Linked DNA regions of Mus musculus: all the other regions are linked to region 1. The links are chromatin loops, found by intact Hi-C in ENCODE. Cell type or tissue: gastrocnemius. All regions are shown on one strand. Links, peaks and the distances in the headings refer to the core of each region. The heading gives the core; the rest is flanking DNA. Region 1 overlaps Ptpn21 (protein tyrosine phosphatase, non-receptor type 21). Region 2 overlaps Zc3h14 (zinc finger CCCH type containing 14). Region 3 holds the start of Zc3h14 (zinc finger CCCH type containing 14). Region 4 holds the start of Ptpn21 (protein tyrosine phosphatase, non-receptor type 21).

Region 1 (7,624 bases), core at 2,149-6,148:
CACCTCCCCAGTGGTGGAACTAAAGGCTATGCTCATTTTAGAGGGTGTTGAGCACTGAGCCTGGGTCCTTGTGCATGCTAGGCAAGCACTCTACCAACTGAGCCACATCTCCAGCACCTTTCAAAGCAGCACCTTTATGCGTCTGAGCCTTTGACTAAGATCAAGTGTTCATGGCATCTTTTCCCATGCTTCCTTCGTCTTGGCTCTTGGGCTAGCCTTGGACTCTGCATCCACCCACTTTTATTCCATTCCTGAACTCCACCTTTTCTCAGCAGTAGCTGTACAACAGATCCTTACTCATTGCCCCTCAGCAGACCCCCACGCTGGCTGCTGCTTCCTCTAACTCTGAATCTGTGTGTGTGTCTGTGTGTGTGTCTGTGTGTGTGTCTGTGTGTGTCTGTGTCTGGAGCCCTCACCCATTCTAATTTGTGTCCTTCTTAGGACATTTTGCTATTTTCCTTTGTTTCTCTTCAGTTTTTGTTTTAAAAGGTGAGTTGATATAAAGACATATTAAAACTGGTTCTTGGGTATCACAAAAGCTATGTAAGGTTACAAAGGATGGATTTAGAAAAAGCTTAGACTCAAGTACTATCTCAGTTTCTATCATATGGCCCACCTCTATTCTGAGGTTCATAGCTGTGCTGAGCATGTCTTACGAGCCAGATTGCCTAGGTCTGATCTGTGACCTGAAGTATTGAGCCTCTGACTCTCAACCTTTGGATGGGTTTAATTCCAGCACCATATTCTTAAGAAGTAAACTAGTAGTATGTGAAACACCCGCAGCCTGCTCAAGTGTGCCCACTTCTAACCATGTAAAGTTGTTTCCTTCTGGTTCATCTCCTTCCCATTCGAGGCGATAGGCTGCCCCGCCTGTTGCCTGGTCTGCCTCTGCGTGTCTTTGTGCTTACTCTCCAAGTATTTTTCCCTTCTGCACACCCTGGAGCTCTAAGCTTTCTCTATAGCTCAGCTTAAATGTCACCTCCTGTGACTCTTGAGTGATTGCTCCAGTGCTGTACCCTTCTACTCGTTTGCAGTATGTACTGTGTTGTTTGTTTGCAATAATGTCCACACTCTAGAAGATAAGTTCCTTGAGAGGAAGTAACTGTGTCTTTGGATCCCCTGGTCACTGGCTGGCTAACCGCTAATTCATTCCTATCCAAAGGAGGCTAGGTAAAGATTTACAGGCAAAATGGTAAGAAACAGGGATGCAGGACAGCTAATTTTCATGGCACAAACTCCCAGTTTTAAAAGGAGAACGTAGTAAAATATTAATTCATATGGATTTAAGGTTTCTTATATTTTTAATCTTGTTATTAAGACTAACTTTTTTCAGGCAAATTGCTGTAGTATATCATTGATATTCAAACATTATTGAAATTTATAATTTAAATTACACACACACACACTATATATATATATATATATATATATATATATATATATATATATATATAGAGAGAGAGAGAGAGAGAGAGAGAGAGAGAGAGAGAGAGAGCTGTTATCCCTGAGGAAGGTCAACTAGCCTCTTAGTTATAAACTGCCTGTAGCTCTTCATATAGACACAGGATTTCTCCCTTCTACCTTGGGATGGCAACTGGTGTTTTCATTGTTCAGATCTTGTTTGAGCAGCCATACTATTGAGAGTTTATGATATCAACTTTCCTATCGTATATAGACAACATAATCTCACAGCAGACATCCCCGTCCTCTGGATCGTATCTTCCCCTCCCTAAGCTTTGGGATCTGGTGAAGGAATTGTGATGTCAGCTAGGGCTGGGCAGCCCATTAGCGGTTCTCTGCATTTGACATTGTGTCTTTCTGTAGTAGAAATTCCTGCAATGTGCAGCTAGTTTAATGGGTGGTGAGGTCTACACTTACCTGTGGATTTAAGAATGAATATGTAGGGTGCAGTTAGAAATTATACTGGGTTAGGAAAGTGGCATGAGTAGGTTGTCTAGGTTCTATGGCCTCAGCAGCCATGGGTCCCTTTGCACTGCGTCCACCTCCCCACTCCATACCAACATCCCACACTCACTGAGACATTGGTACTAACATGAGATCTCGGGGGTAAACACAAAAGGCTGTAGCTAAATAGTGATACGTTTGTGTGTTAGTTGAATTGTTCTGGCTAGTTGTTATGTCAAATTGACCTAAGCTAGTCATTTGGGAAGAGAGAACCTCAACTAAGAAAATGCCATCACAAAGTTGGCCTGCAGGACATTTTCCTGATTAATGATTGATGTGGGTGGGACCACACCCCTGGGCAGGTGAGTTGTATGAGAAAAAAGGCTGAGCAAGCCATGGAGAAGAAGCTGATAATCAGTGCTCCTCCATGACCATAGAATTCTGGATCCTTCCCTGATTCCCTAAGTGACGGGAGTTGTAAACTGCCATGCACACACACACACAGTCTACGTGCCACTGTTGTACCTTTGGCAATACCTTGCAGATCTGGTCCTCTCTGTGGCTCGTAGGTATCACATCTGGATAGGATTCTTGATTACTCTTCTTCCTTCTCAGCTTTCAATGGCTCCTTCTGGTACCATGCCACTCCAGAGAGAAGCTTGGACCCAGCTCGATTCCTCCAAGTCCTGTATCTATTGTGTGTGGTGTCATCAACAATAGGGACTTACATTCAAGTTCTAGGAGGAAATCAAGAGCAAGGGCAATGACAATAGCCTATGTTGTTTGGTGATCTCATAAATTGTCCCTGACCAACTTTGTATTTCTCATGTCTGGTAATTAGCATTAATACCCTTATGATGTTATTTAAAATTAGGTGTATATATGTAATATATACTATAATATTAATGTGTATATTTTATATAAACAAAAATTTAAATTATATTACATACAATATATACAATTTGAGTGATGCATAGATAGATATTTCTAAGATTTACCAAAATTCTTTTTACATTTTTTAACTCTACATGAAAAATACTGTAAATGTAGTGGTTTGAATGAGAATGTGAATGGCCCCTAGAGGCTTATGTTGACTACTTGGTCCCCAGTTCACGGAACTTTTTAGGAAGGATTGAGAGGTGTGGCCTTATTGGAGATGCTGTTTTGCAGAGGCGGGGAGGAGTCTGTTGAGCTTGAGGTTTCAAAAGGCTCAGTGTCATTCGCACTCGTACATCAAGAGCTCTCAGCTATTCTTGCCATCCTGCCTTTCCTCTGCCATCATCAACTCTTTTTGTTACTTTTCTGTCACTATGATAAAATACTGTGAGTAAGGCAACTGTTTGTGAAGGATGAGGAGGTGTGGCCTTGCTGGAGGAGGCGTCTCACTGGGGACAGGCTTTTCGAGGTTAGCTCCCCCTGCCTCCTACGTGTGGAGCAAGATGTGAGCTTTCAGCTACTGCTGCAGCACCACCTGCCTGCTGCTGCTGCGTTCCCTGCATGGCAGTCATGAACTCTAACCTCCTGAAACTCTAAGCCCAGTGAAATGCTTTCCTTAAAAGCTGCCTTAGTCGTGGTGTGTTGTTATGGTAACAGAAAAGTAACTAATGCAGTAAAAAGATCAGTCACTCGATGTCCATCACTTCCACGTGATCTGATACCTTTTCATAGCACTAATATGTGTACCTTACTAAAAAGTGAAAATTTAAAATTCAAGTGCATGCTCAAGTGGGTATTATTCATATCTCACAACTAAAATAATGTACAGTTTAAAAACCAAGGGTAGTAAAATAGCTTAGTAGGTAAAGGTCCAGAAATAAAACTGGTCCTGCTTCAATAAGGAATACACACGCAGGGGCACGCGGGCACACACACAAACACACACGTTTATGCACGCATTCTTGATATATTATTATCCACAGCTTAATCGTCAATATATTGAAAACTGTTCATGAACTTCAAATTATTCAAGGTGCTTTAATTTTGTGAGCACACATCACCAATCTTAATGGTTTAAAACCTGATTCCTATACACATGCGATGATCTAAAGACAGCCTCCAGGTGGCGCTGTTGCACTTGGCAGTGCCCCTCTGCTGGCTCTATAAACTTCCCATCTCAATCCAGCTACCAGTCCAGGAAGAGGGTGGTAGATAAGCATGCTGGGAAATGTAGAGTGCTTTGCTAACTCACCCTTTCACCTCGCCTCACAGCCACATTCTCAGGCAGTATTCACGCTTGCTTCGTCTCTAAGCCCCACATCTGGCACCTTACCACCCATGCACCATTCAGGTTCCTGCAGAAAATGCTGAGATAACCACTTCTGTGAATTTTCCTATGAACCTCGGACTGATCTGGCCTGACCTGTGAGTCTCAGTCCTCGTTGCCTGGCAGAGCAGAGAGTTTATTCTCCTGTCTCACCACCAGGGTGCAGCAGTAAGCAGCCGCTCGCTCTATGATCTCAGAGGACACAACAGAGATTTGGTGGTTACAATTCCTACCTTTCACCTCCCCTCTCTGCTGGCCTCACACTCCCCACCTACCCCTTCACCATGGCTTTGGGGGACAAACCAAAGGAATTAACACAATGACTTACTGCATGGTGTGCAGAAGTAAATGTGACTGTGTGGTTTACATGCAATGAGCCTTTAGAATGTTTGAGATTTGACAGAAATCCCCAGGTGATGCCACTAATGCAACCAAAGAATCCATCAAATGTTCTCTGCAATCTCTATCCAACCCAGGCTTGCAGAGTGGCCTTTACCCTCCCCTTTCCTGGACATAATCTCACTTACTACGACTAGAGCAGAGATATAGAAAGTTCTCTCGGCTGTCACTCCAAAAAGACCCACCTGGGGTTTAGTTTTTAAAAATGAATTTCAAATAAAAGATCACTTTATCTTGTCTCATGTGCTCTCTTCTTACTAAATTTATACCCAGGAGTCTCCTTTAAAGGCATAATTTAAATCGGGCATGGTGGTGGAAGCCTTACTTATAACCCCAGCACTCAGAAGGCAGAGGCAGGCAGGTCTCAAGGAATTCAAGCCCAGCCTGGTCTACAGAGTACGCTCCAGTCCATCACAGACTACACTGTCTTAACATTTTATATGTGTGTGTGTGTGCGTGTACACATATATGTATATTATATATTATGTATAAACATTATTTAAATAATATATAAATGATATATTTACAAAACATATAATTAAGAAATATTTATAAGAGTGTATGAATATATAACATAGTATATATTATATAAGTATTGTATATAATATATATTACATATATAAGATATACTTTATATAATTTATATATTATATACATATATAATACATATATTAAACAACTTCTATCTCTACACTGCAAGCAAAAGGGAAGAGTCTCTGCCTCTGTGAAATGAATCAGCCACGCCATGATGTGAACACAGTGCTATATCAACACCCTTGCCCTCCCCTCTGTGTTCCTAGGTAGGCATCTCTCTTTCTGGAAGTTTCTAAGGGAGCACATCTGTCTTGCCAAAAAGTTTTAAATACTGAAGTCTATGGCTTTCTAAGCGCTTCGCAGTAGGAGCTCCTGAGGAAAACGATGACCGGTTACAGTTCTAGTCCATGCTCTAAAATCAAGGTGCTTGGCCTCAAAACTACAGCAATGCCAGTAAAAGCCCCCAGTAATCAGGAACACCGAGGCCAGAAATACCAAAGTTAACTAGTACAAACATTGGTTTACAACCTATTTTTGTGGAAATGTACATCTTGATAACTTTGGTTTGACATCAATACTATCAAGGAACTAAAATCCTTAGTGAGCCATGAAGCACTGCATACATTTGGCAACATGTGTGCCAGTAACGTTCTCAACTCAGGCACAGTAAACCTTTAAACCCTAATTTTGATTTGGCCCTTGAAAACTATATTGTTCCTAAATACAATAACGTAGAGTTATTTTCACTCAGAAATTCTCATTTGCTAGCTGTAATTAAGTTCAAAATTAATGTTCCGAAGAAGTGATGTCAAGGATGTGACATTTGAAGGGTGACAGATTGAAACGGTATAATGCTGCCCCGTAGGAATTTACTTATCAAAGTATTGCAACAGGAACACGAACATGCCATATATTACTCTTTAATTAAAGTTTTGTTTTACAATGTTCTTGTCAGTGGGAAATTTCCAAATGCTCAGGTGACAGGAAAGCCTCTTCAAACAGCGTACCATTGGGGCAAACTTGACAAAAGTCCTGTCCGTCACAGGCTTGAGATGGAAACTAGAGCACACAACCCCACCCTGGGGTGCTGTCCACTGGAGTCCACTGTGCTTAGCTGGGCTAGCACAGTTGTCATGGAGGGCGATGCTCACCACAAACAGTCAAATCAGAATGATGGCAGGACAGTATCATTTGGGAGCTAGTCCTAGATCGGACATTCTAGAAGGTCTACACTGTGAAGCGGCAGCCTAGGATTCGGGGGCACGGACACACATGAACATGACACACCTCAGTTAAGCCTGCCAGCTTGTCCTCCACATCTCCCAAAGGAGACTGAGCCTGGGCCAAGAACACTTTCTGCTTCAAACCTGACACACTTCTGACCAATAGAGAATGTGCCCAACCAAATAGGATGGAAGAGGGAGGCCGAGTACCTAGAACTGTTCCGGGGGGGGGGGGGGGGGAGGACAGGATTACGGTGCTAAATTCAAGTACCGCCTGAACACCACAGCAGTTTCTGGTGGCCCCATCAGTTTGGGCTGTGGTTTAGGAAAAGAAACCTCACGTTAACCGTTTTCTTCTTTCAACCTAAAGGAAACAAAGCCTCTTCGGGGTTCTCTGATGGCAATGTAAACGTGAGCTTGCTTGTGGGGAAAAGACAGGAAGAACCCCAATAAACAATCAGTCACGGAAGGTGGCAGGCCTTGAGTTCCCTGTGCGGAGCAGCCCTTAACTTCCACTCCGTCTCAGCTCCCGGTGTGGGCGTAACACTGCATTTGCGTAGCGGCCACGCCTTTTGTGTGAGCACTGCATGCACTTACACTTCCCCCGGTCAGCTTACGTACTCAGAGCCCTTCTCCTGGAAAATGTCCACTGGTGTTTAAAATATAAAGCCACATATATCGAACTCGTTTTTAACAAACAAACAAAAAAAAGTGCTTAAACCCATCCTATGCATTTGCTTTCTTCATTTTCAGTCAATAAAAATCAAACTCAATTTATGCTTATTAATACTGAAAAAATAGTGAATCTGATTCTTAGAGTTTTAAATAACGTGCCTTTATCCCCAACTTTACATTAACTCAGTATCATAACAAATTGAGCTCTTATTTGGAAAATATAGAAGGTACAAATATATAACTTTTAAAAAATATTCTGAATATAAAAATGCTTTCTATGTTTCAAAATAACACTTTTAGATTTCTTTAGTTTTGGACTTCATGAATAAAACACTTAGTTCCCCCATGTTTTTTGTACTTAAACAAAAGCTTATAATGGTTTTAAATAGTCACTCGAGAACCACACAATCTGTGGATGTCCCACCATAAAAGCTCAGCTTCTAGCTAAAAAAGAAAAAGCCCTATTTAGTCATAAAATTACATTATCAAAAAATAGTTTAAGATAGAAGTCTGTGCCTAAATGATTGCCAGAACTGCCCAGTGCAGCTTCAGTAAGACAGAGAACTGTCTAGAAAATACAATCTCCAGACCTTGTGCAAGTGCAGCAAACTGGGCAGCTGTGGCC
Region 2 (7,624 bases), core at 1,725-5,724, 83 kb after region 1:
GGGGTTTTTTTTGGTTTATTTATTTTTTTTTTTGGTTTTTCGAGACAGGGTTTCTCTGTATAGCCTTGGCTGTCCTGGAACTCACTCTGTAGACCAGGCTGGCCTCGAACTCAGAAATCCGCCTGTGCCTCCCAAGTGCTGGGATTAAAGGCTTGCACCACCAAGCCCAGCACGAATGATGTTTTTGACTGAGGAAATTATACTGTGATTGTGAACACATCTTTTTAAAGTAGTCAGTTTTGCTTCATAAGCATTGTTGTGACCTGGCCTTTGGTTAACCCTTTAGATCACTTTGGGTTTGCAGCCCAGCTAATCTAAACCAGAAGATTGACCTGATAGGTTCTTTTTCAGATGACTTAATGGACTATGTAAGACATTTCTTAAACCAGTATACCATTTACTGAATGTGAACTTAAAGTCTAAATGAGTTTCTCATCGTGCTACAAATGCAGTTTCACATGTTCTCTTGCAAGGAGTCATTTCTTCACTTTGGTACTTTCACCAGTGGTCACTAGTATTAAACAGACTATCCTGATTTTTTGTTTTGGTTTGGTTTGGTTTTGGTTTTTTGAGACAGGGTTTCTCTGTGTAGCCCTGGCTGTCCTGGAACTCACTTTGTAGACCAGGCTGGCCTTGAACTCAGATATCTGCCTGCCTCTGCCTCCCAAGTGCTGGGATTAAAGGCTTGCGACACCACTGCCCGTCTCAACTATCCTGATTTTTAATTATTTTTTTTTTTAGTATATGTATGTGTTTTGTATGTAGATACACAAGATGTGCATGCATGTGTGTGTATATTTATATTTATAGGCCTGAATTGGACATTGGTGTCTTGCTGGATCATGCTCCATTTTGTTTTTTGAGACAGGGTTTCTCACTGAACCTAGAGCTTACCAGTTACTTTTGGTCTATCTAGACCGCTTGTCCACATGGTCCCCTATGAGTCCCAAGGTCCTGTCTGCCTTATGAGTGCTAGTATTACAGGTGCCTTCCAACACCCAGCTCTTTCATGGGATCTATGAATCAGCTCTATTAGCCACAGCTGAACCTAGTGTGTAAAGGTGTGTATTGTCCTGTGTCTGTCATCCCCTGTCCTTCCCGCCTTCCTCCAGCCCAGCTCAACCCAACCCTATCCTGGTGTTTTTTTGGGTTTTGTTTTTTTTGCTGTCAGTTTTATAACTTTACACTGAGGTCCTTCCACTCTTTTTTTTTTTTTTTTTTTTTTTTTTAATCCTGAAATAATTGTGTCCATGAGGAAACTGACATGTGAGTGGAGCCTAAATGAAACAATAGGAAACTCTGGTGTTTGTGAGGGAATTTTGAAAGATTGGCTGTGCAAAATTGCCTTCTATGTAGCTATTAAGAAAGGTTATGTTAAAGCAAAGTTGTAGCCTGTTTGCTTAATTTTGAAAATAAGAGTTATAGTAAAGTTGGATAGCCTATTTTAAAATTCTTTTAACTTTATTCATTTTTCATAATTACATTGTTCAAGAAGCCAGTTAAAATAGTTAAAATAAATATTAACTGCTAGATTAGGGAGTGTAGATCATAGGTAGACTATGTGCTTAGCATGTATACATAGTCCTTAGTTTAACCCTATAGGAGAGGGTGAGGGAGGAAGACAGGAAGAGAGAGAGCATGCGAGTGTGCATGCACATGCGCGCACACGTGCACACACACAGGTAAAACAGCTGTCATAAACAGTATTATGTGCTTGAGATACTTCTCTTGTTTTACTATAAGCTGTTTTGATCTTTAGTTCCTAAGAAGCAAGGTTTGTTTTGTTTTGTTTTGTTTGTTAAGACTTGTCAGGCGATGTTTTTTTGTCTTCTTTTTTCCTTTGGTTCTGGTTCTGGGGGTTGACCCAGGGCCTTGTATGTGTTCATTTCTAACCTTCTGTTTTGGATCTGCTGACACAGTGTATTCCTAGCTACTTGGGAGGCTGAGGTAAGAGGTTCACAAGTTCAAGGCCAGCTTAGACAACTTAGACCCTGTCTCAAAAAGTAACGAGAGCTGTGGCAGTGTATCAGTGATAGTAGAGAGTGCTTGCTGCATGGTTTGCATAAGGCTGTGGCTTCAATTTCCAGTACTTTAGCTGCTGTGCTGCTGAGCTACCTCCCCCACCCGAGGTGGGAGGGCGTGGGTGCTGCTGCTGCTTCCTCCTCTCCCTCTTTTCCCCCTCCTTCCTCTTCCAGAGGGTAAATGTTAGAATTTTTTTTCTTTATTCTTTGCTATGTATGTAAGGCCTTTTAAAATAAAAATAATGTATAATTGGAAAGTTTGGCTTAGTATCATTAAATGCCTTTGAAACAGCTAATCTGGATGTAATGTCATCAGATTTAGAGTGGCAATTGGAATAAAATTTTTGTTAAGGAAGGCTTTGTTTTGTTTTGTGTTTTGTTTTAGGCTCCATGGTGTATTAGATAAACTGCGCTCTGTCACGACTGGTAAGCTATGTAAAACTGATTGCTTACTGAAATCAATCAGTATATGATCCTTTCAGTTATGTTGCTGTTGGAAGAGCATCAGCAACTTTGAAGAGATAGTGGTTCATTTAAACTGAAAGAACAATAAACTTATTGTGATTTGACGTGAGCATGACAGTGCCGTGTATCTGACGTAATCATAAATCTGCACAGGCTTTTACCTTATAGTAGAAAGATACCTAAAGGCCTGGTGGGAATAAACCAGATAAGCTATTAGGATGTGTAAGAATGCCACTCAGCTACTAAAAGCAATGTCAAATGAGAAGAGAGCACACCCAGCAAATATCCTAGTATTTACAACATAAGTGGGAATTTTCTTGTGGTGGTAGCAGCAACGATGATAATAATTGACTGTTGAGGGAGTTCTTATATCCCATGCCCATACTCTCAGGTGCCTTTTAAACTATCGTATTTGAGGAACAATTGCTAGAGTGCTTGCCTAGCATGTAAGAAGCCCCAGGTTTAGTCCCTACCACTGAAAACACTTGGGAAAGTAGTAATCGCCCAGAGTTGGCAATACTCCAGAGGTGGAGCCAGGAGAATCGGAAGTTAGGTCATCCTTTTTAGTATATCCGGTCACCCTGGGCCTCAGGAGACTAGTTTTTACATTTTTTTTTAATGAACTTGAAGTAATCAATTAAAATATTTTCTATATTGAATGTACTGCTTTTGAACTGGTGGTGAGGGGAAGGAGGGATAAGGAAAACATTACCAGGATCATGTGTTGTGTTGTTGTTTTTGCAGAGCCCTCTAGTCTAAAGTCTCCTGACGCCAGCATCTTCGATAGTCACGTGCCTTCAAACAAGAGCAGTTTCAGTCGGGGAGATGAGAGAAGGCACGAAGCTGCCGTCCCTCCCCTTGCTGTTTCTAGTTCTAGACCTGAAAAGAGGGATTCCAGAGTTTCTACAAGTTCACAGGAGCAGAAATCCACTAATGTCAGGTAAAAGTCCAGTATCTGCTACGGCCAGATGGGTATGTTGATGTTACACTTATGTTAATTATTATGTCTGTTAGTTCCTATTTTCAGCAATTTTTGGAAATAGTGAAGTAATCGTGGATTAGTTACTCCTTGTCATTTATTGTTACTATAAAATACCCAATATGACATATTGGAGGAGGAGGAGGAAACTTGTTTTTGGCTCAAAGTTCAGCAGGCTCTCAGTTTATCATAGCAGCAAACTAGATAGAGTTCATGTAGCAAAACCACATGAAAGAGATTCCTAACATAGTGGACCCTTAAGGGAGCAGAGAAAACTGAACCAGATCCTGGGTTGGATATTATCAGCAATGCTCTGTTCCTAGACACTAGTGACCTATGTTGGCCAGTTGGGCTCTACCTCCTAAAAGGATCTATAGCCTTGAAATTAGCATAGTGAACTAAGGATCAAGTTTTTAATACATGAGCCTCTGTGGAACATATCTTATTAATTAAAAAAAAATTTAAAAAAAAATGTGTGTAGGTGTTTTGCCTGCATGTGTGTGAACCCCGAGCATATCTGGTGCCTCTAGAGGCCAGAAGATCGCATAGGCGATCCCTTGGCAGTAGAGTTACAGCTGGTTGTGAGTCACCATTTGGATGCTGGGACTTAAACTCAAATCCTCTGGAAAAGCAAGTAATGCTCTGGCCGTCTCCCTCGCCCCCTTCAGGTTCAAACCATAACAGATGGTGAGCAAGTTTTTGAATAAACTAATGGTGACCAGATATGATTTTTTATTTTACATTTAGTAAATAAAAATTTAAAGTATGAGGGATGGGCGTGGTAGTATAAGCCTTTAACCTTTTTTCATTTGATGTATGTGGCTGTTTTGTCTGTATTTGTGCACCATGTGCTTGTAGCACCCATGGAGTTCTTCAGAGGGCTTAGGAGCCTCTGGAACTGGAGTTATACATAGCTATTAGTTGTCATGTGGGTGCTGGGAATGAAACCTGGATTATCTGGAAAAGTAGCCAGCTCTCAGAATCACTGAGTCCTCTAGCCCTAGTACAAGCCTTTAATCAAAGTTCTTGGGAGGTAGAGTCAGGTGGGTGTATTTCAAGCCAGCCAGAGCTACATAGTGAGATCCTGTCTCTAAACAAACAAACAAACAAACAAACAAACAAGAATGACTATAATTTGAAAGTAGTGAATGACTATTTGAAAGGCCTCCATACTACTTAATTAAATTTTTTTCTGAATAAACATTCCTTTAAGATTAGTGAATAATGCTTTAGTTTTGGTATAATGTTGTGTTTTTCTTCGCTTATAGACATTCATATGATGATGGAGCTTCCACCCGGCTAATGTCAACAGTGAAACCTCTGAGGGAACCAGCACCCTCTGAAGATGTGATTGATATCAAGCCAGAACCAGATGATCTCATTGATGAAGACCTCAATTTTGTGCAGGAGAATCCCTTATCTCAGAAAAAACCTACAGTGACACTTACATACGGTTCTTCTCGCCCTTCTATTGAAATTTATCGACCACCTGCAAGTAGAAATGCAGACACTGGTACTCACTTAAACAGGCTGCAACTTCATCCGCAGCAAAGCAGTGCTCACGCTGCCAAGCAGCTGGATGTACAAAGCAGCCAGGTATCCGAAGCAGGACGGTTGTGTGAGCCACCAGTGCTTAGCAGCGTAGAAGACACTTATAGCCCCTTCTTCAGAAACAACTTGGATAAAATGAGTATTGAGGTTCGTATAGATGTATATAGATTCTGGCTTGCTAGGCTAGAGATTGGCAGTTGTGGATTCCAAATATAACTTACGTAACTAAACACATTGTGTGTTTCTCTTAAATAGTGTCCTCTCTTGGACTGGCTGTCTAGAGGAGTTTTTATGTCATGCACATGTGCCTTGTGATTTTGGCATTTTGAGCTAGCTTTTCTTATTGGTATTTATGTAGATGTGTCAGTTTTAGCTTTAAGCAACCATATAACTCACTTTTAGTAGTTTCCTTAACAGTGCTGTATGCAACTGTTATAAAATAAATTTAAAAGTTCTTTTGAGTTAGCTATTTGAGGAGACATTTTTCATTTTTTTAATAAGAAAGCCAGTCCTTTCAGTACTTTTTTTTTTTTTTAAGATTTATTTGATTATATGAGTACGCTGTAGCTGTACAGATGGTTGTGAGCCTTCATATGGTTGTTGGGAATTGAATTTAGGACCTCTGCTCACTCCGTTCAACCTCACTTGCTCGGTCCCTGTTCTGGCCCAAAAGTTTATATATTATATCTAAGTACACTGTAACTGTCTTCAGACACACCAGAAGAGGGCATTGGATCCCATTACAGATGGTTGTGAGCCACCGTGAGAACTCGGAACCTTTGGAAGAGCAGTCAGTGCTCTTACCTGCTGAGCCATCTCACCAGCCCTTTTCACTTCTTAAAATGGTCTTAAATTGAAAACAAATATTATTGTGTTAGAACTTCATTTTCAATGCAAAGTAAGCTTAAATTTATCTCATTGTAGGACGAAAACTTTCGAAAGAGAAAATTGCCTGTGGTAAGTTCGGTTGTTAAAGTAAAAAGATTTAGCCATGATGGAGAAGAGGAGGAAGAAGATGAGGATTATGGGACCCGCATAGGAAGCTTGTCCAGCAGCGTGTCAGTACCAGCAAAGCCTGAGAGGAGGTGTGTGACCATAGCTGCAAATTAATCTTAAACTGCCTGATGCAGCTGCAGGGTTTTGTCTGATTGTTTCTTTGACAGTGCTGGGGAAGAAGCCTGGGGGCTGTGCATGCTCATGGTAGATAAGTGCTCTGGTACTAAGCTGTCTGACAGCATCACCTGGGTTTTGGAAGATACATGCTAATGGAAGAGGGCTTGCTTAAATTGGAGAGAATTGCAACGACTACTAGAAATGGATGAGGGAGAAAATGTTAATATGGAGTCATCTTTGAAAAAGCTGTAGGGTTCCAATCTAATTGACATGTTCTAAAATCTGTAACTGCTACTGCTATGTTTAAGACAGGCTGTATAGCAACAGCATAATAGATGGTTAGCATGTAAAGAACTGAAATTGAAAACTTTATAAAAATACCTTTTCTTAAAACTCTTTTAGACCTTCTCTTCCACCTTCTAAACAAGCTAACAAGAATCTAATTTTGAAGGCTATCTCTGAAGCTCAAGAGTCTGTAACAAAGACAACTAACTATTCTGCAGGTAATTTCAATGTAGTATGTTTGTACTGGTAAGAGATTGCTTCTTTAAATTGAGCATGCTTGTCTTAATGTGTAAAGTAAAGATTCCTGTTGCATACAATAGCAGAGTCAGATTCTTCTAGAAGCATGGCTTTAAAAGATTTTACCAGTTTGAGAAACTGTCATAGGAGTTCTTTGAGCATAGTAAACTCTCACATGCATAAACTTGATAAAATCCACAAATTAGAAAGGGAATTTTGAAAAACGTGAGACTTTCATATTAATACCATTTAATTCGAAATATTATATTTGTACTTATGTGTAAAAGGAACAAAATTGTATAATAACAGTTCCTGAGGTAGAGGAGTCTGTAGTTACTTTTTTGCTGTGCTGGCAGATTGAATTCTTGGCCTTATGCATGCTTGGAAGGTCCTGTTCCACTGAACCCTGGACCCAGTGCAGTTATTTATTTAAGTTACTATATGAATACACCAGTCTGTTTTCCTTTGCTGGAACCTGGTAATAGAATGCCAGGCAGAGAATTGTTATGCCCTTACCCTAATTAAAATAGAAGCTCTAAAATCATTTGATGTCAAATATTGAGGTGTCTAGTTTTTATAACAAAATTTTCTTATAGAATGCTCATTCTAATCTGCCAATGGTGAGTGTTTTGTGTTGCTGCTACATTCTGTCCACCTTTTCATCTGCTGGAGCCAGTGTAAAATTTTGTGGTACTAAGCTGATAGGAATCGCCAAATCTGAAGTTACTTTCTTTTTTGGTTTGTTTGTTTGTTTTGTTTTTTTTTAAGACAGGGTTTCTCTGTGTAGCCTTGGCTGTCCTGGAACTCACTCTGTAGACCAGGCTGGCCTCGAACTGAGAAATCTGCCTGCCTCTGCCTCCCAAGTGCTGAGATTAAAGGCGTGCGCCACCACTGCCCAGCCTGAAATTATCCTCAAGCTTTTACTGTGAATTTGGTGAATGTCCTCACAGCATTCTTCTCCTTGCCCTTTGTC
Region 3 (7,624 bases), core at 1,619-5,618, 72 kb after region 1:
GCTCCAAACACAGTGTCTGGCTCCAGTGCAGGCATTGAATTTTTAATCAACAAACATAGCCCCGCTGTGAGCCAGGCGCAGCCCGAAATGCTTCGCAAATATTAACTTACCTCAACCTTATAAGAACTTTCTGAAGGGGAAAACTATCATATCTGTGCGACAGATGAGGTACAAAGAAAAGCAGCTCCTCACCGGAGGTCTCAGAGAGTGGCCAAGCTGCACTCCAACCCAGACATCCTGGCTCCAGGGTCCCCGTTCTCTGTCACCTGCTCCTCCACGTCTCCTCAATGTTTCATGACTCTGTGATCACTGAATTCACCCGGGAGAATTGTTTTTGCAAGTCAAGTCTTTGACTTCTTTTAACCTACAAGTATTTGATAAATGTTTGTTGTGTGCCTACCATCCTGAAGGAACTTCTGTAGGAATATAAGGCACATGGCACTCAGTCCATCATTTTGCTAGGGAGGGTGAATGCATACATAAATTGATAGTCACAGTAGGAAACCTAAGACATCATAGTCATTTCCTTACAGATACCAGAAGAATTGTCACAGGTCGAGCAGGGCAGTGGTGGCGCACGCCTTTAATCCCAGCACTTGGGAGGCAGAGGCAGGTGGATTTCTGAGTTCGAGGCCAGGGCTGCTACATAAAGAAACCCTGTCTCAAAACAAACAAACAAACAAACAAACAAACCAACAAACCAACAAAAAAGAATTGTCACAGGTCAGGGGTCCTATGGCAGCCAGATCCAGGGTGGCCCTGTGATTTCTACTCTTCTATAATTCCTGGGAGTACAGATTATTTTAATTAATGGATATAGTGATATAGAGATATTAAAAAAGGTCCTAACTCACTTAAGTCCAACTGAATGAGACAAAAGTCCTTAACAGAGGAACCAGGGTGTGCTGCAGGGTGGAGGGTCATCTTTATCTTTGCTAAGTTAAGAGAACAGTCATATAGGTGATGTTCTTGGCATAGAACTGTGGGCCATCTTCTAGAATAAGAACACAGCTTCTAGACCATAGCAGGCAAAAAGATGGAGCCTTTGCTCCCAAAGATTCCAGGACATCATTTCCTGCTGATGAGCCTGGAATGAAATTCTTCCTTAGTCAAGTTCCTGTCTGTCACCTCTGCTGAGGCCTGCTGAGACTCTGAGCTTAAGATCCAAGCAAGCTGGGCTTACGTTGCTGATTAATGGAAACTCCGAGAAAAGAAGCATGTATGTTCTAAACTGCTAAACCTGTGGTCTCTGATGAGGCACCGATTGCTGATTAGTAGAAACTAGCCCTTAAGCTAGGTATAATCCACCCCTTACTTGTCGCTTGGGACAGGGTGGCAGGTGGGAAAGCTGGCCTCAGGATTATGGCCATGTCCCTCACCAGCTGAACCACGTGGGAGAGCTGGCCCTGCACCTCTCCTGGACAGCAGGTAGAGCTGGCCCTGGATGTGCCTGGTGCTGGGGAAAGCATGAGAGCCTGTGGCTGACCAGCTTGGATACCCAGATCTAGAGCTTTAAATTGGCCCGCCCCGGCACCTACTGCATCAGTGAACTGCTGCAGTGCATGAAGGAACTAGTTGTATAGATCCAAAACTACAGAGTCTTCACCACACAGAGCAACAACAGGATATCTAAGAGGAGTCCAGGTGAAGTTCCAGTATTGCTAGAGTAGCAGAAGCCAGAGGCCTTGTACTAAACCAATGAGCGGTTCCAATGAATGTTTGCAAGCTAAGAAGTGTGGACAAAAGGGAATACTGTGGGACACACTATAGCTTCTACAATGAGTTTTTTTTTTTTTTTCTGTTTAGGGGGAGATTGCAAGGGTAGAGGGCGGGTACGAAGGGATGGGGAGATGGGGTATATGATGTGAAATTCACAAAGAACCAATAAAGATTTTGTTTTTTTAAAGAAGAATATGGGCATAGTTGGCACATCCCTGTAGTCCCAGCACCTCAGAGGCTAAGCAGGTGGAACAGGAATCTGAGTCCAAACACTGTGGCCCTGTCACAAAGCTAACACCAACACCAACAGCAACAGCAACAACAACACCAACACCAACACCAAAACCAACACCAACACCAACACCAACACCAACACCAACACCAACACCAAAACATACTCCAAACCACCCAGCGACTTGGAGGAATGTGGGGAGAATGGAAAAACCTTTCTGGATATCTATTCTGGAAAAGGATTCTTCCATGTTTCTCGTGGTCAGGAACGGGGAGAACGAAAGCAATCTAGCGTAGAAATAAATTTGAATTGCAGACGATAACGATGAATTAGCACTGAAAATGCTGAATTCAGAAGAAAATGAAGCGGACAGGACATAGCTACGTAAATTTTGGGAGTGGGTTTCAGGCAACAACATGGCTGAGATGGGAGAGTCGGTCATTGTTAGCACGGGGAGATGACAGTATGAGGGAAGTGCCGGTTGACCTCCTTGTCTCTAGGGGAGTGGAGTATGCTAAAGAACTTTCAGATCTGTTATCATCACTTCGAGTGACAGGTTCTCTCAGTTTCCTTCCGATGCTTGTTTTCCTATAATCCAGCAAAGCTGTTAGGGTTTGAACAATTTGAACACCTATTAGCAGCCATTGAACTCTCTTTTGCTGCCCTGGATGTCTTAAATGAAGGAGCCTAGCAAACAGCCAGACTGCTCTTAGACCAGCATCCACGACAGTCCTGAGCATTCCACCTTGAAACAACTACATAAAGACTGCAGTCGATCTGATTGTCCCAGCTCCTGAATGTGTGGCTCCAATGAGGGCTGTTGGAAAGATTTTGTACCTGATAGTTTGTGATCCCGAGCCTTGAAGAACTTCAAACAAACCTGCAATTATCTCTTCCTAGGCCAGAGGGCAAGCTCTTCTCCTTGTGGTCTAGCAGACCAGACAGATAGCTGTAATTGGTGCTAAGAGGCAAAGCTCTGATTAGTCCAACATATGGCTAGGCTCGGCCAAAACAAATAGCTGTGATTAATCCAAACATCCCATTTTGAGCTATAGAAGCAGACTGTTCAGGCCGGGAGGGGCACTCTCGGGAGCAGCTTACCCTATGGTTACAACAGCAGGCTTAACAAGAGGCTTCTCTCAAGCTCTCTTTTCTGACCCACTTTCAGCTGTGTGGACCCAAAGAGAGGCAGGAGATAGAAGAGGGAGGGAGCTGTTCAAGAGTGGCCAGGATAAGGTAAGAAGCTGAGAGGGGGAACAGGAGGCTCAGAGCCTAAGCATTAAAAGCAATGACGTAAAAAGCAATGAAGGGAACCTGCAGGCCCCGGTCACAAGAATTTGTGAGAACTGTCAGGTCTTCAGGGCCAAGTGTGCCAGGCATCTGACTGAGAGCTGTATCGCTGGCTACCACCATGGCCTGAGAAATCCCAGTACCTAGGACCTTCAGGAAACTGCAATCCCAGCTGAGACTGAGATTAGCAAACCCAATTTCTAGGCCCAAGGAGCTCTAATACATTCAGGGCTGACACCCAATAACGGAGCCCTGCGCACCAACTCTTAACACTAGAGGGCCCCAACTTCCCAGTCACACTGGTCAACACTGCAGGGTGTTGTAACACTAGAGGGTGACACTTGCCAGTCTTGCTACCTGCAGCTGGCAGCCCTCAGGAGGCAGGGGCAGGTGGATCACTGGGTTCAAGGCCAGCATGGGTTTCAGAGCAAGTTCCAGAACAGCCAGGGCTACACAGAGAAACCCTGTCTCAAAAAACAAAACAAAACAAAACAAAACATCCCTATAGAATTAAAGTAAGGTCATGGGTTCTGAATATCGTCCCTCTACCTCATCAAGTGTAATAATAGTACATCTTCTAGAAAATAATCTCCTTTTTGTCATTTGATAATATATATCTCAATCCCATAGTGATACTTGGGGTTAGATTTGAACTCGGATCAGGGCTCATAATGTTTGAGCTATACATACTTTCATCCTGATTACCTGTAGACTAAAATTCGCAAATGAGAAAGCATGAAAAGGAAAAGGAAAGGCTCCCCCGAAGCCTAGAAAGAGGAAGGTGAAACCAGGTAACCCCGTAGGCCATCGTCCTATGAGCCACCAGCAGTGGTCGCCAGAGCACAGGTTCCGGACCCCGCCCCCCTGCCCGGGACACACACGCGCGCGCGATTGCGCGCATGCGTGTGTGCTCAGACGCATGCGCGTTGGCTCCCACTTGCACGGGGGCGCCAGCAGGGGCGGGGACGCGCACGGCGGAGGCGGAGCGGCGGCGGCAGCGGCGGCAGCGGCAGCGGCAGCGGCGTAGGGGGCCCAGGCTGCAGGGTGGCAGCCCGCGGCGGGCTCCAGGTAACCGAGGCGCCGCGCAGTGCCGAGCCGGCCGCCCGCCGCCGAGCCATGGAAATCGGCACCGAGATCAGCCGCAAGATCCGGGTGAGGCCCGCGTCGGCGGGCGCTGGGCATGGCGGGCAGGCGGTTGCCAGGAGTAACGGGGCGGGTGGGCCCGGCCTGCAGCGTCTCCTCCGCGCCGGCCGCCTCAGACGGAGCGCAGGCGCGGCGGTCGGCTCTGGGGACTCCAGCGGGCCCGTGAGAGGCACCTGGGCGGCAGCGGCGGCGGCGGCTGCGGGAAGCGCCGCGCGGGGGGCGGCGTCCCCTCCCCCACCCCCCGGTTGCGCGGGGCGGCTCTTTCACTGTCGCGGTTTTCACAGGCACCTTTGCTGTTTTTTTTTTTTTTTTTCTCTCTCTCTCCCTCAGAGTGCCATTAAGGGGAAATTACAAGAATTAGGAGCTTACGTAGGTAAGTCGATTCTCATCCTTCGCCTCCATATACTACTGTAGGGCTTGTAGCTGCCTGGATGTGTGAGTGACTCTGCCCCAGAGCTCTTCGGGTGGTCTGCCTTGAGAGCCCTGGTTTTCCTCTCCCCTCGTTCCATCGAGCCATCTATAGCAGCACCCCGAGGTCCCTTCCCCCACCCCCATCTCCTGTCTAAGATGTTATTTTGAAATAGTCTAGCTTTTCTAACCTTCGGCTGAAGCTGTCGTGTTTTTAAGCACCCATGTTTGTTCGAATTTTGTTCTGTTTTTCCTGTTGTTACTTTCTCATCATGACCTTTAATTTGAGATCTCTCATTTTGGATATGAACATTATATGCTTCAGGCTTCTGGCATTTGCCACAGAGCTGGTTCAGTAAGTTTTATGTATTAGATTTTTTTTGTTTTTGTTTGTTTGTTTGTTTGTTTTTTCAGAATGAGTGTTTACTCTGAGCTAGGCATTGTTTAGCCATTAAAATGTAAATGATAATATCCCAGTTGTACAAATAGAAACAAAGGCTTCAGGTACTTGAACAGGCCTGGGGGAGGAAGCCTGTCTGACCCCACTGATGGTGGCTTTAGTTGTAAATCATGGGTACCTTAAAATAGTAACTCAGGGTCTGAGACCCTTACTGACCCCTGGAGTCAAATTTGTTTTCATAATGGTTAGAAGGCTTGACATTACACTATGTCTACACTTGGATTATACGAAAGCAGTGAGTTTAAAAGGTCACACCAGCTTTTACTAGAACTCTTGGTCAAATAATTGTAGTTTAAAAAAAAAAGTTCCATCTAGAATGTTATCAATGAGACAGATAAAAAAAAAATGGTTTTTAAAACTGGCTTCTCAATTGGGAGGTGGTGGCCCATGCTTTTAGTCCCAGCTCTCCAGAGGCAGAGGCAGAGGCAGAGGCAGAGGCAGGAGTGTCTGTGAGTTCAAGGCCAGCCTACTGTCTACAGAGTAAGTTCCAGAATAGCCAGGGCTATTGCAACCCTGTCTCCAAAAACAAAACCAAACCCGACACTGTTTAGTATTTTGACTGTAAGAGCAGAGAAGTACTTGTAAAATAGTAGTGTACTGAGCTGATACACGCTTGTTTTCAGAAAAGGCATTAGTGATTGCAAAGTAAGGTAGCTATATGAAGCTGAAGTGTCAACCTGACATAGGCTGTTGTCATTTGGGAAGAAGGGACCTCAATTGAGTAAATGCCACTACCAAATTGGCCTGTAGGAGTGATTGACTTGGGGGGGGGGGTACAGTTTACTGTGCATGGTGCCCTGGTTTGGTGTAGCTGAGTGCTGCTTTAAGAAAGCAGGCAGAGTAGGCCAGTCAGCAGCACTCCTCCATGGTCTCTGCATTCCTTTCTGCCTCCAGTTTTCTGCCTCACCTAATCTCCCTAGATGTCGGACCATATGCTATAAGATGAAATAAATACTTTCCTCACCAACTACCTTTTGGTCACAGTGTTTTATCACAGTAGTAGAAAGCATTTTACATTCTAAGAAATGATAAACTGGTTTTGTGCACTTGTAGGCCAGAAAAAAAAGCCAAAAGTTTCTATTGCCAATGACAGATTGAACTTACAAATGAAAATTAAAACTTTGAAAGTTTGGGTTTCCCTCTGTGAACTTGAGAGCTTCCCAGAACTAAAAGATTTCTGTGGTAAAATTGTGGAGGCACTAACAGTGTGACTTTACATAATGAAATGTCCTGTATGTCCTTGGTTCACCAGTGAACTAGCACTTTCTAAGTGCCTGCTCCACATTACCGTATGCAGAGGTAAAAGGCAGTAAAGGTTGTGTAGGTTGATTTTCATCCAACAGTACAGTCAGTCAGTTGGTATTATATTAGATTCCATATTGTTAATAAATACTTGCTTGAGTTTCAGTGTAGTGTCATAGAAGGATAGAAAGGTCTAGAAAGACTGTTAAAATACTCAAGGTACATATTTATGGGACTAGATTTTCTTTACATTCCTCAATATTAAACATCTTTATCACAGATTAAATGCAAAAAAAAACTGATTAGAGTTCATTTGTCTTCTGACATGATACAAAAGAGATCTAAGGAAGTAGAAAGCAAGGCCATCCTCAGAACTACGGTTTTTGTTTGGGAAACTTTAGCTTCTAGAGAAAGCATTAAGTTGATATAATTGGGCTGTTAGCCTGTGGTCTGTACACTGGTGATTACATCCTTTTAAACTGGTCCATTCTGAAGTCATGTGGTCAATATTAGTAGATACATCAACCAGAAGGAACCTGATACTGAACAAGCTAAGAATTACTAGTTTGTACCCGACAGTTGGTGGGTAGATTTCAGGTTTTTTCAGGATTGATATAAGACTCCTCATGGATATGAAAAAATGGAGCAGAACCAGAATTTTCTTAGTTCTAACTGTTTAATTTTTTTTTTTGATACTAAGTGGTGCCAGCTGTGTGAGGCCCACTGCACGTGTATAACTGTGCTAATTGATGGCCAGGGTGAGGTCCCAGTGTGTCACTGAGATACATTCAGTCCTGTCACTGACTTTCACAAACTCCAAAAAAGATTTTTTAGTTTTTAAAACATGTGCTTATAGTTGTTGTGTTTCTGGAAGTACTGCTGGGATGGGTGGCAGTATTACTACTCTTTATAGACACATGGGCTGTGGAGAGAGCTACGTTAGTGGCTGTCAGCAGATTGATGATTGGGAGCTCGGGTTTGGGGTCCTTGGTGCTTTTGTCAAACTTTATGAAAAATAATTAATTAAAGAATGGATGAGAGGCAGGCCCTCTGGAGTGCCAGTGAATCTTCACAGTTGATCAGCTCCTTCCCTTCTGCTGCTTCCCAGTCTTTCCTTCTCCTTCCTCTTT
Region 4 (7,624 bases), core at 1,985-5,984, 60 kb after region 1:
AAATTTGAGGTCCTTCTGCCCCAGCCTCCTGAGTAAAATACTAATAACAGATGCTAAAGTCCCTGGCTCTAGCATTATATGCCATTACTGTGAAGTCCTTATCTTTGTATTATGGAAGCAAAATGGTATTTAAGTAAGCAAAAGGAGTAATTTCTTCGTGCAGCTTACAATTGATAGCAGCCAAACTCTTCACCCAAACCTACAACAGTAATTCTAGGTTTGCTTCATGGGAGGCTAGTGAGAGACACCAGCACACTGACAGTCCTTGCTGGAATCACACGCATGCTGAATGTACACAATCTAGGAACAGGTGCTGCCCCACTCAGATCATTTCTGAACAGTCGTTTGGAAAGGTTAGGCCTGGTGATCGAGCCATCTGTTTCCACGCTACAGAGCGGACCTGCTGGGGCTTCCCAAGCTAAGGTTTGCTAAACTTTCTAACCGTGACTGCAGCTGAATGCTGAAGTTGTGGATGGTCTTTCTAAGTACCAGGCATTCCCCTAAGAATTATGCCTGCTCTCTCGGTCGGTCGGGGCACTCTGCTCTTCTCTTAAAAACTGGCCTCGGAGACCAATCACGGTGGCAGATTGCTGTAATCCCGCAGAGGCCAGGCAGGAGAAGCAATTCAGTCAGTTCCAGGCCAGCCTGAGCTACACGAGATTGTCTTTCCAAAACAATAATAATTCAGGAGGAGGAAGAGGAGGAGGAAGAGGACGAGGAAGAGGAGGAGGAGGAGACTTGGGCTGAGGGCTTACCCATACAGCTGAGCTTCTAACAGAAGATGGCAATTTCCCTGGGTTGCTGACGATTTCTTAAAGATTTACTTATTTTATGTGTACAAGACTTTTGCCTGCAGAGAGCATGTTTATACACTATGTCCATGCCTAGTGTCCACAGAGGCCGTACAGGCAGTTGTGAGCCACCATGTGGGTGCCAGGAATTGAACCCAGCTCCTCTGCAGGAGTAGTCAGTTCTCTGAACCACCGAGCCAGATCTGAGTTTCTTGACTAACAGAAAAAAAAAACAGTGCTGGCAAGCTCAATTCTTCCTGAATTTATAGAGCACACTTTACGCTCTGCTTACAAAAATAAAGACAACACAGTCCTTAAGGAGTTGATTCTCTGCAGCTTTAGGGTGGACATGATGTAACTGGATAAAATTGGGGGGGGGGGTAGCAAAATGGGGCGCTAGGGAACGGCAGTAAGTGAAGGCAATACAAAGACAGCTGAATAAATGCACATCAGGAGGACAATCATGGAGGCCCACTTTCCCAGCTTGGTTTTCGCTTTGCTTTGGTTTTTACTCCAATCCACTCAGTCTCTTCCAAGGCTCTCTCCTCCTCTCTTCAACACAGAGGATGTGCTGCCTCCTCCAATTCTCCCTGGACAGCCTTACCTCCCTCCTGGCTTCAATTCTCCCAGCATCCAGAGATTCCCAAGCCTCTTTCCTTCAGCCTAAATCTCCTGCCTGGCCCTCCAAAAAGCATACCTACCTCCCCATTCAACATCTCTAGTCAGACCAAGTGGTACCAACTTGCACCTCAAACCTAGCATTTACTTCCCAAGCTGAACCCAGCTTTTTCATGTTTCCTCTCTTAATTACAGTCCCCACAATCTACTGACAGCCTAAGTACCAGGCTCAACTCCTGGCTAACTCTTCCCCAGTAGTTGCTTCTTCGATCCTAAATATCCCCAGCTTCCACTCCACTTCTCTCCGCCAGCAAATGCAGCTGCACCTGAACCACTTTTCAGTCATCCTCGAGAGGACTCGCTGAAGCAAAAAGCCGCTTTGGTTTAAAAAGCCTACCTTATCTTTAGACTATCAAGGTAGGTCTAAATCTTTTAAGGACAACGAAATGCCTACTTTACTTTTAAAGGGACAGAGATTTGCAGCCTGATAGGACCTAGCACCGAGGTCACAGATCAGATATCGTTTTGCCTAAGGAGCTTTACCTCCGTGGTCCTCCCTCCCTGCTCCTATTAGAACAAGCAGCAACACCTATGGTCTCACTGCTCTCAGCACTAGGATAAGCTACCAGTGGCTACCTCTGAATGCCTACGGTTCGCAGTTACAGGTTTTCCAACTAAATAATCAACTGATTATTTTTCCCCCTAGAGCGAAGTTTATCTATTCCTGACTTTTTATGAACCACTGTATTTATGTGAGATTCCCAGCTAGGAATATAACGAGTCATTTATAAGACCCAGTTTCTTTTCCTTACCCCTGCTCCAGGGAGCCAAACACGGGAAAGGTCCCACGCTTAGTGCTCTTTCTTTTAACAGGCCTTACAAAAGATTTGAAATTTAGGACTTCCTGGGGATATCCAAGGACTCCACTACCTTCTACTCAATAGACTGCAGCGTATCCCAGGACACGGGTTCCTATGATTACTGTAACAGACGGGTGCTTGTGGTTCTATGTGCACATTAAATCACAACCACTCCAACAATAGGCACCACCATTAGAGTCACGGTGCTGATAGAAAACTGGGCCTCAGGGATCTAAAGTAATTCGCCTCAGGTTATAGAACTGGTTGGTGAGAAAACCAAAATGCAAACTTCAGGCATTTATGACTCTTGGCCTACAGAAAACAGAAAATGTATGTTGTACAGATGAATAAATGCATACATGCATGCATGAAGACTGATAAGATTGACCAGAAATTAGGATTTAATAATAAATGAGAACTTGGAAAATGCAAAATACATGCACATTTGATTCTCCACTGCCTTTATGAGGGACATAGGCTACAAACACGTTCAAAATCGACACTGTAAATTCTTTTTGGAGCACCCCCAGAGGGTACCACTTTTGCTCTGATCTCTTCCTTCCTCTCTGGGAGGAGGGCTTTCAGGTTCATCCTGCAGTCACAGACAGGAAGTGCATGCTTCTGGTGTCAGGTAGACTAGGTAGGATACACAGCCTCCATGAGGTAAGGAGTGAAGAAAAAAAGACCTGCAGCCTCCTTTGCAGCTTACCTCTCTCAGCTCCAGGCGCTGGGCCACAGCTTCTAGGCTCTCCTGGCCAGTGCTCTCCACAGACAGAGTGAACTCCACAAACTCATTATTGAGCAGCTGGATCCGGGCAACCAGGCAGCTCTTGCTGGACACAGTGTAGCGTCGGGTGCGTTTCAATTTCAATCCAAATGGCAGTGGCATCTTCTCCCTTCAACAGAGGAAGGGCCAGGAAGGACCAATCCAGCAGTGATGGCGCCAAGCAAAAGCAACCCTCCCGTCAAAACAAACTCTTAGTCTCTAGTTGTTCACCCAACAGCCGCTGCTGCCATTAAAAAGCAACCGAGTCTCCAAAGACCAGGCGATGGCAGCATCCACGCCAGCGCTGAGGAAAGAGGAAAATAAAAATAGGTGGAACTGAGTATAAAGAATTACGTTTGCCTTTGCTGGAGTAAGAGGGCTCTAACAGGAGCAGGGAGGTGGCAGGAAAGTTTATCACGCGGGCTGGGGGTGGGGCCGAGGGTCGGACCCCACCCCTTATTCTACCTCACCACTAGTGATTGCAGCCCTGGCTTGTGAAGAATTAAATGATAATGCCCAGTACGTCTATAACTAACTACAATACTGGTCATCTTGCTAGTTTGAAGGTATGGTTTTGTTTTTGTTTTTTTCATCGATAACTCTTTTTTAGTTTCTCAATACTCCGGTGTCTTCAGTTCCTGTGTTTGTCATGTGCACAGCAAGAGAACCAGTCCTTCAGGCAAATTAACTCTGAACTCCAAATAATCCCCTCTACCTAACATATGGCCACTGCGAGACTCAACGGAGATGAAGTGCTCAACAAGCGTTTCTATTAGTCCCTCCTGGTTCATTATTAACATCACCACACAGATCTGTGAATAAACAAGTTATAAGCACCCTACTGATGCTAGTTCTCGAACCATACAATAGCAGTTCTAAAAAGCGTGCTCTCAACTCCTCTCCTGAACAGGGACACCTAAGGAAGCTGTGGGCGCTCACCTACAGAAAAGGGCGAGGCCTTAAACACCATCCTGGTTAAAGAGGACAGGTAAAGCTGGGCAAGCCCATGAAGTCAAGGGCAGCGGGGGGCCGCCGTTCACGCTTCTCCGAGTCCCCTCCTCTAGGAGAAAAGCACAAATGGGGTTGCCTGGCCAACAGGGAATGTCAGAAGCCCCGGAACCCTCCGCCTGCGGCCGCGGACGTTTCCGGGCGGACGTGCTCGGAAAGGACCGGCCCCTGTGATCGGAGGAGGGTGGATTTAAAGGGGCCGGCGTTAGCCCTACAGGCAGGGAGAGATTGGGCGCGCATTTTGAGGCCGTATCCACATAACAGCTCCCCCCAAAACACATTATTTTTTTAACCATGCTTATTGATAGTAACTTCTGTGGTGAATGAACAGGGGGCGAGCAACAACTTGGGATGTATGTCAACTAGAAATGTTTTCTCCTTAACAATTTTACAAAGATCTCAGCTATTTCCATTCCTCACACTGCCTCCACTCTCACCTCCGCCCCTTCCTCCGAGGATAAATTGTTTAGTAAGGCTGGATCCTAGCCGATTACCTATTTGGGTGCGAGATTGCGCGATGGGAGAATCCGTCCATAAGCCTCACAGGACAAACCGAACGCAGGCCTCGGCAGAAACAGCTTTCTCGGTTTCACGCTAATAAGGACCTAACTATTTTGTATCTCCCTGGTCTTCTTCATCGCTCCTTTCTGTCCTGCTCACCGTCTGAGACTCAGCCACAGAGGTCATCAGCACCCCAGCCTGTGGAATGGCTGAGCTAGAAAATGAGATTTAGCTATGACCCTAGATTGCCAAACGTAACGTCTTGGGATTCCATTCCACAAATGTGCTCTGCCTCTCTGAGCACAAGGCAGCGCAATGAGCATCTTGAGGAAATCTAAGACGAACCCTAAGCCGTCTCTGTCCTTAAGGAGATTGCAGGCTTCTATAATTATATTCAGAGCTGTATCACTAGTAGGGACATGGTCAAGGTTCCTAAAATTTTTGTTTGTTTGGCTCTTTGGAGCTCTCTAGTGAGAGCTCCCCCTTCTTTCCAGAAAGACAAGTTTTAAAAACTTGGGGTTGAAGAAGGCCAGGGAACAAAAGGGGAACCTACAGCAGTATGTTAGTAACTGCTGACTGCCTTACTTGGGTAAAAGCACTATTCCATAGACGGAATTGGAGGCGGGCGGGTGTGTGTGTGTGCTATAATAAGATAAAGTCTCTGTCTGCAATATTTTTCAATATTCTTTGCTGTTTCCAGAGTATGAACAATGGAGCAAAAATGAAAAAAAAAATCAAGAAAATGAAAATACTTTTAAAAAGTTAAACAAGCTTTTACCTAGGAGATACACTAATTGTGCTTCTCTAAACCTAAACAACAACGAAAGTGTAGTGTGCAAAGTATTATCTCATAAGTTGTAGATTTCAGTCTTCAAATTGTGGCAACTAAAACATTAACGTATATTTTTAAAAGTTTCATGCGTCCAAAGGGAAGACATCTGATTTATATACTGTCAAATGTGCTAGTGTCTCCACTCTAAAGATGGAACTATGCCCTTAACACAGTATACTACACTATATAGCTTAATTATTAAGTTCTGAATAGACAAACTCAAATTTCCAGTTGTCGCTGAGATTTGGAATGTTTTACAGCACTGGGGAGGAGGAAAAACCAATGTTTTCTCTTTTTATTTGGGCAACTGTTATCATTTGATTGTTAAATTTCTATGCATCTTCTCCTAAGAATGTCTGGTTTCTTGATTATTCATATAAAACCTACTGTGGAAAAACTGCTTAGTAACTTAAAATTTTATGTTTGATTAATATATCTTGATGATGCCATAACTTATGTTTCAATATTACAGCCAAGAGGTAGAAACTTAAGATACTCTGGAGAGGGTTGGTATAGGTGCCAACTACTAAATGAAATAGACTATATATAGCCTTTAAAAGAGAAAATCAGGCTAATTTCTCTATAAAATCATCCCATTATAGAATAAGAAAAGATGCATATTTAAATCCTGCTTCACGGGTTTACAGAAGATGCTCTGCACTGTTAGCGAGTCCATTTCTCATTTTTCTTAGCCATACCCCCTTCTAGAGGTTTCTCAAATTTACTTTAACTCTGAGTCTCACCAGAGACTTTAACTCGAGTCACACCTCAAGTCAGTCACCACATGTTCATGGAACTTTGCCACTATTCCTTTAACGTTAAATATTCACTAAAAAAGAGAGCCTAACATTTTTAGAACGCCTATATCTTAGTGCCTTAAATCAATCCTGTTTCTCACAGAACATTTGTGCATATAACCAAATGGCCTACAAACAAAACAACTATTTCCAGTGTGGAACTGTTGTCTTGTCCAAAACTTAAAAAGAAAGAGAAAAGAAAACATGGGTCAGTAACTATTAGACATACTGCAGTGGTTCCTTGGAGCTCATAAAGATTCAGAAGGTTTTTACTAACATTCTTTATAATCATAAGGCTTTCTCGGCCGCGGCGGCTGGGGATAGGACAAGCATGCTCAGAGCAGCCAATCTAAACAGGGTTTACAGAAATCACAAGTCGGAATTTGCAGATCCAAGAATTCTTCCTCCAGGAGTAAAGACGCTTTGCTCCAAAACCGAAACAAGGAGTTGCCAAACAGACTTTCCTTTATGCCCCTTGTTGCCAAAGTTATACGGCAACCTTCATACTCCACATATTCCGAGAGTCACAAATATGCCCAAGATTTCAAACCCCGATCCAGAACTAAGCCTCAACTATCCGCGGAGGAGTCCGGAATAGAAGTTCCAGACTCTTTTTAGAAATGACTAGGAGATCAGAGCGAGCAAGGGAAGACTTCGCTCTTTGTTACGCCCCTGCCCGAGTCCCCCGCGCCTCACCTGCTCCGGCTCCCGCCGGGTCGGGGCCGCGCTCCGGCTCTGCGTCCCGCCTCCCTGGGCTCCGCGCCTTCGCAGCCGCCGCAGCCTCTGCTGCTCGGTCGCCCGCGCCCCAGGCCCGCGCGCCGACCGCACGCCTTGCCCGCACTGGCCGGGCCGCGGCGGCACTCTCTGGGGGAGCTCGGGGGCCGGGGCCGGAGCTGCGGGGCCCGCGTCCCTCCCCTAGGGCCGGGCGCGCGGATCCGGGGAGGCGGCGGCGCGTGACCTCAGAGAGTTGGAATGCGGGCGGCAGGGCGCGGGGGAGGCCGGACAGCTGCGGCCGGCCACCGGGGAGGGGGCGCGCCGCTGCTGTTTTTAACCGTGTGACCAGTTATTTTAAGTTTCCAAATAAAGCAGAGCTTTGAAGAAGAAGAAAAAAGGGAGGTGAAGAGGAGGTTATTTTGAGTCCAGGTAGAAAGGGCTTGGTTGCATTATTAGGTGGTGGTCTGTAAAGAAACTGGGGTTGTTGGAGTACTCTTGAACATTGCTGAAGACAGTTCAAGACTTTCTACACGCCCCCTACCCTACCCGCTTTAAGTGCCTGCTCCTCCCATCAAGCACACACTGCTCCTCTGTAGGAACTCTGAACTTGGAGAGAAGTGGAAAGCTGACCCAAATGGGCAGCAGGCTGGAGGTGCTGCTCCCCAGAATCCACTAGGGAGCAGAGGGATAAGAGTTCTAGAAATAAGGAAGCCCAGGGAAGCCACTCTAGATCTCCC

What was found. A loop is a pair of places that touch in the nucleus more often than their neighbours do. Peaks named below come from ENCODE experiments on the same cell type or tissue, not always from the same donor. Only the 100,000 strongest peaks of a DNase experiment are listed, where the experiment ranks them.
Region 2: it touches region 1 in a loop (3-fold over the local background); 11 of 42 quality-filtered maps call a loop at or near these places.
Region 3: a loop joins it to region 1, with 6 times the contacts of the local background. A loop is called at or near these places in 14 of 42 quality-filtered maps.
Region 4: it touches region 1 in a loop (2.1-fold over the local background); 15 of 42 quality-filtered maps call a loop at or near these places.

What each region holds. Positions count from the first base shown.
Region 1 is chr12:98,670,736-98,678,359 of GRCm38, forward strand. Ptpn21 (protein tyrosine phosphatase, non-receptor type 21) reads right to left here. Exons shown (of 19, transcript NM_001146199.1): 19 at 6,006-7,624. Among named protein-coding and RNA genes, the nearest start is that of Spata7, 46 kb to the left of the region's middle. In gastrocnemius, for the core only: CTCF peaks have their summits at 3,967 (motif pointing right) and 4,331 (motif pointing right); DNase peaks (open chromatin) are centred at 3,988 and 4,317; H3K4me3 peaks cover 732 bases; H3K27ac peaks cover 754 bases.
Region 2 is chr12:98,753,779-98,761,402 of GRCm38, forward strand. Zc3h14 (zinc finger CCCH type containing 14) reads left to right here. Exons shown (of 17, transcript NM_029334.2): 4 at 2,407-2,447; 5 at 3,231-3,426; 6 at 4,734-5,163; 7 at 5,941-6,101; 8 at 6,532-6,632. Among named protein-coding and RNA genes, the nearest start is that of Zc3h14, 11 kb to the left of the region's middle. In gastrocnemius, for the core only: a CTCF peak has its summit at 4,126; no DNase peak of the experiment used is centred there.
Region 3 is chr12:98,742,766-98,750,389 of GRCm38, forward strand. It overlaps Zc3h14 (zinc finger CCCH type containing 14), which reads left to right and starts at 4,203. Exons shown (of 17, transcript NM_029334.2): 1 at 4,203-4,393; 2 at 4,715-4,757. The coding sequence starts at 4,358. In gastrocnemius, for the core only: CTCF peaks have their summits at 3,524 (motif pointing right) and 4,074; DNase peaks (open chromatin) are centred at 3,538, 4,154 and 4,842; H3K4me3 peaks cover 1,907 bases; H3K27ac peaks cover 2,252 bases.
Region 4 is chr12:98,730,496-98,738,119 of GRCm38, forward strand. Ptpn21 (protein tyrosine phosphatase, non-receptor type 21) reads right to left here and starts at 6,910. Exons shown (of 19, transcript NM_001146199.1): 1 at 6,870-6,910; 2 at 2,979-3,339. The coding sequence starts at 3,158. In gastrocnemius, for the core only: a CTCF peak has its summit at 4,223; DNase peaks (open chromatin) are centred at 3,454, 4,147 and 4,510; H3K4me3 peaks cover 3,139 bases; H3K27ac peaks cover 3,015 bases.